Linked DNA regions of Homo sapiens: region 2 is linked to region 1. Evidence: read pairs that join two places in POLR2A ChIA-PET (ENCODE). Cell type or tissue: PC-9. All regions are shown on one strand. Links, peaks and the distances in the headings refer to the core of each region. The heading gives the core; the rest is flanking DNA. Region 1 overlaps TRERF1 (transcriptional regulating factor 1). Region 2 overlaps TRERF1 (transcriptional regulating factor 1).

What was found. Peaks named below come from ENCODE experiments on the same cell type or tissue, not always from the same donor. Only the 100,000 strongest peaks of a DNase experiment are listed, where the experiment ranks them.
Region 2: POLR2A ChIA-PET joins it to region 1 with 13 read pairs; 7 of 35 experiments call an interaction of 5 or more read pairs at or near these places.

Annotation. Positions count from the first base shown.
Region 1 is chr6:42,293,506-42,296,418 of GRCh38, reverse strand. The region is part of intron 4 of TRERF1 (transcriptional regulating factor 1); the gene reads left to right. Among named protein-coding and RNA genes, the nearest start is that of MRPS10, 77 kb to the right of the region's middle. In PC-9, for the core only: no CTCF peak of the experiment used is centred there; a DNase peak (open chromatin) is centred at 1,488; H3K27ac peaks cover 2,388 bases.
Region 2 is chr6:42,225,470-42,228,382 of GRCh38, reverse strand. It overlaps TRERF1 (transcriptional regulating factor 1), which reads left to right. Exons shown (of 18, transcript NM_001395490.1): 18 at 1-2,913. The coding sequence ends at 38. The region is part of intron 1 of LOC105375061 (a long non-coding RNA gene); the gene reads right to left. Among named protein-coding and RNA genes, the nearest start is that of MRPS10, 9.1 kb to the right of the region's middle. In PC-9, for the core only: no CTCF peak of the experiment used is centred there; a DNase peak (open chromatin) is centred at 1,292; H3K4me3 peaks cover 1,792 bases; H3K27ac peaks cover 2,500 bases.

The DNA of each region.
Region 1 (2,913 bases), core at 285-2,784:
GACTGAGAACAGACCACTTCAAGGCCAGTGTTCTTGTTGGTGATGCTTTTAAATTGACAAAGCCAGTTTATAAAATGAGATTAAAATGGAGGCAGAAATCTAATGTAAATGTGGGAATCCCAGCCTCTTTATGATGTTCTTTGAACTGGGGTGTTTTTAAAAATAATCTGAGGGAAGATAGAACGCACTGGTCTGGCCAGTGTTTGTGGAAGATGTAAACCAGGGGTTCTGAAAATGGGGCCTAGACCTCCACACTCCATATCTTGGCCCTCCCGCTGAGCTGTGCCCTGTGTCCTGGTGCCGTGGTGGGGCTGGGGCTGCGTGGACTCACTGTGGAGGTTTCCCTTGCAGGGCCCCCAGATCAAGGGATGGCATTACTGCTCTGAGGACACATTTTCAGCAGTGATGGGGCTGGGGGAGAAGGGTCGTGAATGTCCTTTAGCTCTATTCTTATAGCTGGCATGAGACTTCACTTTTCACGCCCTCTTGTAATAAATGGCTTTATATTACACCTAGACATGTGTCGTTTCCTGATTTGATATCTATCAGGCAACAAGTCTTTTTTTCAAAGCCTGCTATTTATAGTGACTCTGGGCTTTGTATAGTGGGCAAGTACTATAAAAGAATGCATAAAGTTGCTGTGAATCTAAAACTACTCTAAAATTAAAGTCTATTCATCACAAGAGGACTTTGTAACCAAAAAAAATGCATAAAGTCTAAAACATCTTCATAAGATTGTTAGGTACTCAGAGTGGATATCCAAGAGGGAAAAACACGATGCCCTTCAATGGTCAGGGAGGGCTTCCTGGATGAGGCTGGATGATGATTTGAGCTGGTCTTATGGGGCAGCCAAGGTGAGGCTGCTGGAGAAGGAGCCTCATGCATCCTGGGTGTAGAAGTGGTAGGAACTGGGGTTTAGAAAGCCCCACAGATGGCCTTTGTGGTCCCTCTTGGAGCACCATCTCCCATTATCAAAAGCCCTCAGAAGTCCTGCGGCTAACATTTGACACCAGATTTCCCAAGTGTGTTTGACCACTCATAGCTGATGAACATGGAGGTCTTGAATGGGTTTCCACATGGCTTCTGTCTCTCTGACTAATGCTTCAGCTCATCTGGGCTACCACCTCACTTCTGTAAAACAGGGATTGGCAACTTTAAAAGTTCAGCCTCTTGGGAGCACCAAAAAATTATTTGAAGTTCACCTCTTATCTTTTTCCAGGCATTGCTCAAATATTTAGAAGGGTGAAGGTTTCTAGGGGGACTAAGCAGGGACATTGTTAGAGTTAGGGAGGGGGCTTCTTTGTTATCCCAGTCTCCCAAGATGATTGGACATTTCCAGCCCAGCCGAGTGGCCAAGCCTGTTTGCATGGAGTTAAATGCCCAGCCCCACCCCACCCCTTGTTCCCACCAGCAAACCTCAAAGTCTATTAACAGCCTCTGTCCTGATCATGATTCATCCTTCCTGCCCCTTCTGTATTCTGGTTACTCAGAGCCGTGAGCCAAGGTTGATTACTAATGCCATCCAACTGACCTTGCCCATGGAGAGCTTACCTGGTAGATTAAACATTCTTCATCAGATGACACCTCAGGTTGGGTTCTGTTTGTCAGCTAGCTCTGTACATTGCAACAATGGATTGTCCTAGATGCAGACGGAGACCCTTTTCAGGACCAGGAAGTCAGGGGACACATTATCTGAGGAGTTTGGGGTGCCAGGGTTATTGCGGGTATAGAGACAGGAGGTGCCCCAGGCCAAGAGCTCCTGTGCTTAAAGAGCCACATAAAAGTGGTGGAAATATGCTCTACATCAAATCTTCACGTGCTGCCCTGGAGATTGGCCGTTGGCTCCTTCTCACCATTGGTGGAACCTTTCTAAAAACATTTCATTATATTATTATACCAGTCATAGCCATTATTCTATTTTTTTTAATTGCAACATTAAGGCCGGGCGCGGTGGCTCATGCCTGTAATCCTAGCACTTTGGGAGGCTGAGGCGAGCGGATCATGAGACCGGGAGTTCGAGACCAGCCTGGCCAATATGGTGAAACCCTGTCTCTACTAAAATACAAAAAAAAATTAGCCGGGCGTGGTGGCGCACGCCTGTAATCCCAGCTACTCAGGAAGCTGAGGCAGAATTGCTTGAACCCAGGAAGCGGAGGTTGCAGTGAGCTGAGATTGCACCACTGCACTCCAGCCCAGGAGACAGAGCGAGACTCCGTCTCAAAAAAAAAAAAAAAAAAATTACATTATAGCTAGAGCTACCCCTACTTCTTACCCCTAATTCCTACCCCTACTCACTCTCTTCTCTTTTCCAAAAGATGGCAGAACTGAGACTGCAATCCAGACATCCTGACTTCTAGCATTGTTTCCCCAAAGGGCTCAGATCCTTAGGGATCAGGTGTCATTGGTGGGAAACCCTAGTATCTCAATATCCTGATATCCTGGCCCAAGATTGTTCAGTGTCCTGGGACAGGCCAGGCAGGGTCTCAGGGGATTCGTCCAACAGAGGCTTGGAGCTCCTCAGGTCCAACTTTATTCTGCAGAAGGTGAGTCTGAGGTGCAAGGAGGGGAAGTCATTTGCCCAACCAGGTCACAGGGCACATCTCTCTTTCTGTTTGGTCCGGGTTATCTTTATATTGGGTTTGCATTTCCTGAATACACAGCAACAGGGTGGGGGGTGGGTGGAGGACAGGGGAAGTGGGCTTAAAAGAACCCCATCTGAAAATGTTTAGATTTCCTGTGACTGTCCCGTGAAGAGGGAGATAATCTGTGTTCACGGAACTAAGAGGAGAGGGAGAGACTTGGTTCAGGTCCAGGAGGCCAAGAGTGGAGAGAAAAAGGAGGACAACATGAGAGCTATTCAGAGAAAGCTGTGACATTTTTATGGATGAAATAGAAACAAATAGGAGTTTGTTT
Region 2 (2,913 bases), core at 286-2,785, 68 kb after region 1:
AAGATTCAGTCTTGCTTCAGGGTGACGCAGAACTATAAAGCCCTGTGTGTCACTTAGAGACAGTGAAAACCCACGGCCTCCATCTTCATTAATCAGGAAACCTGGACTGCCTGCTTGTTTTGTAACCCTTTTAAACTACCTGTTTTAAAAGTGGTCATTTTATTCAGGTTTAGAAAAAAAAATCCTATTTCTTTTCCTTTTATTTAAAAAAATTTGTTTTTGTGGGGGGTTGGGGGAATAAATAATTGGCACAACTATCTTTAAGAGGTGTTTCATCTGGGCTACCTTCTCATGAAATCATTCCCAGTAGGGACTGAAGCTGACCTTCATGTTCCATTGCATTCAGATGTCAACCATCCCGGTTGCCTTTTATCCCAAAGCTTGCTGTGAGTGTGTGTGTGTGAGACGCAGGCGACCCTCTTAGTACTGGGGTCTTGGGGCCAACTTTTCCCATCAAGCGTTACTTTGATTCTGTTCTGACCTCATTCCATAGTTTGCAGTGAGCATGGCATCTTTGCCTGGAGATACTATGCTAGGGGCAGCTTTCCAGGGGCAAAGCAAGCCCTCGTGTTACACGGCTCTCCTCCAGCTCACACGACATGTGAGGAGATGACCAAATGTGAAAACAGGTTTCCCCTGTGTTGCCCGTCATCCTTTGGCCCGTTCACAGGAATGGAGTACTGTATAATTTTAGGCTTTCATTCCCAGCAGTGTTTACTGAGGACCTGGTTTTCTAGAACAGGTGTGTCCTGTCCTCTTCCATGTTCCCTGGGGGCTGGTCAGCTCCAAGTTGTGGGTGGCAGAGCTGTGTTTCAGCATGAACTGACTAGAGACCCATCTGGAGGCAAATATTAAGTTGCCAGGACTGCTTTCACTTCAGGGTGATTGAAGGACACATATTGAAGTACCTAGAATGCCAGAAAGTGTTCTATTGCCCAAAAAACAAATCAGAAAAGCCTATTCTTTTTTGCAACGCTGTTAATGATTAGTGGAGTTCTGAAATTACTTTGTGCCACTTGGAAGTACTGTGAAACCGCATTCACTGGGATTTTGCTGTAATTCACATCCGCTGGACTGAAGTTTACCTTGATGTTAGCTATAAGAAATAGTTTTCTAACACATACGATAGCAAATACAAGACAAATAGCATTGAAGGCCAACAAAAATGGCTTCAGATACACCTTAGCTATAATGTTTGCATTCAAACAATGAATGTATTCATCACAAGTCACTTACCAAAGCACTTCTAGACTTCTCCAACCTCCATGACTTTGCTCTGCTTCCTCCTGTCCCTGTCAGCAGGGTTGCTGTTTGTACTTGAAGGTAATAAACCTGTAATCCTTCAAAAATGCCATTTAGCCCCAGGCTTCTGAGCTGAGTCAGACTGACCCATCCCACCGTTAGGGCAAAAGTCAGGCTGGGACACAGCGCCAGTACAGAGAGGATCCTGCTTCATGCAACTCCCCTTTTGGAGTTAATGCAGCGTGATTTCCTGGGCCGGTGTTTTCAGGCATCGCCCACCCCAGGTATGCTGGTTCCCAGCTCCACGTAGGTGTGCCTATCACGCTGGGCCACTTTGCTGACAACATTCATAGCTTGACATGAGAGAGAATATCAGCAGAAGCATGAGAGTAGGACCTGACGTCTTTGACTCTGCAAAAGCATTTAGCACACACTCATGGGGGGGAACTGGCTGTGAGCCACAGCAGCCCCACACAGACAGTGGTCTCTGAACTTCAGGAAAGCCATGGACAGAAAAAAAAATAAAATTCTTTTCCATCATTCTATTTTCAAAGAGGTCTTGGCGTTTTCCTACATCTTTTGTTTAGAGGGGGAAAAAAGTTTCATTTGCTGCCATTTCAGAAAGGTTATGCTATCCTGTTTTATCCAAGCAGTTGTGAGTCAGGAACTGCCTGGGCAGTGTGCATCAACTTTGTGGCCGAACCATTACAGCTGTCATATCCTTGGCTGATCGTCTCTCCCAGGGACTACTGCCCTCCACTTAGTGTCTGAGGGTAAGCCTAGAAGGGTGCTGCTATTGGGTCTATGGAAGCTTATCTATCAAAGGAGCAAACATCCAGAAAAGTGTTTATAAAGCAAATGTATTGCCTCTGTTTAGAGATTTGCCCAGCTGTTCCAGTTTTAAACATTAAAAAATAAACTCAGTTGCCATGGCAAAAATAGAATGCACAGCTTACTTATAATTTTCCATGCAGTATAGCATAAGGATTTTTGACTTGAAACAACCAAAGAACTCCTCCTTAACGAGACAGTTCAAATTCCTGAATTAGTATTTCTTGACTATCAACTTAAAGAATGGACTTCCTAGTACAATGTTGCACTTATTTTTTTTTCTGAAATAATTCTGCCTGCATGTATGTGTTGTGTTTTAGCTTCTCCCCTTACCCCACCCCAAAGATCTTTTCTTCCTAATGGTTAATGTCTCAACTCGGTTACTGTTTACTATCAGATGGTTTTTCATTAGTGAATTTAGACCTCTTTGAGAAAGCTTGTATATAAAAAGTTAACAGATATATTTTATGGAAAAACCCATCTTATTTTCAAATATATTTAACTGCTGTTATATTTTATTAGAGGAAGGTTGTAAATATTTTCTAGGAGTTCTATTGTAAAGAAAAGTATTTTTGAAAAAAATTAATGTAATAAAAAGGAAAACATTTTTAAATAGTGGTTGTGATTGCTTCCTGTTCTGGCTTCGTTATGTTCTATTCTCAGCAGATGAATTGCATGCCTTCCATATCAGGATGTAATTTATTCAGGTTTGCACTATTATAAGTTGACATCATAATATCTAGTGTGCTTAACTGTATTTTCCCGGAATGCAAGTCCCTTGGTCCATATTAAAGCACTATGTATAGCATATTCATAATTTTTCTTTTGTAACGTGTGTAT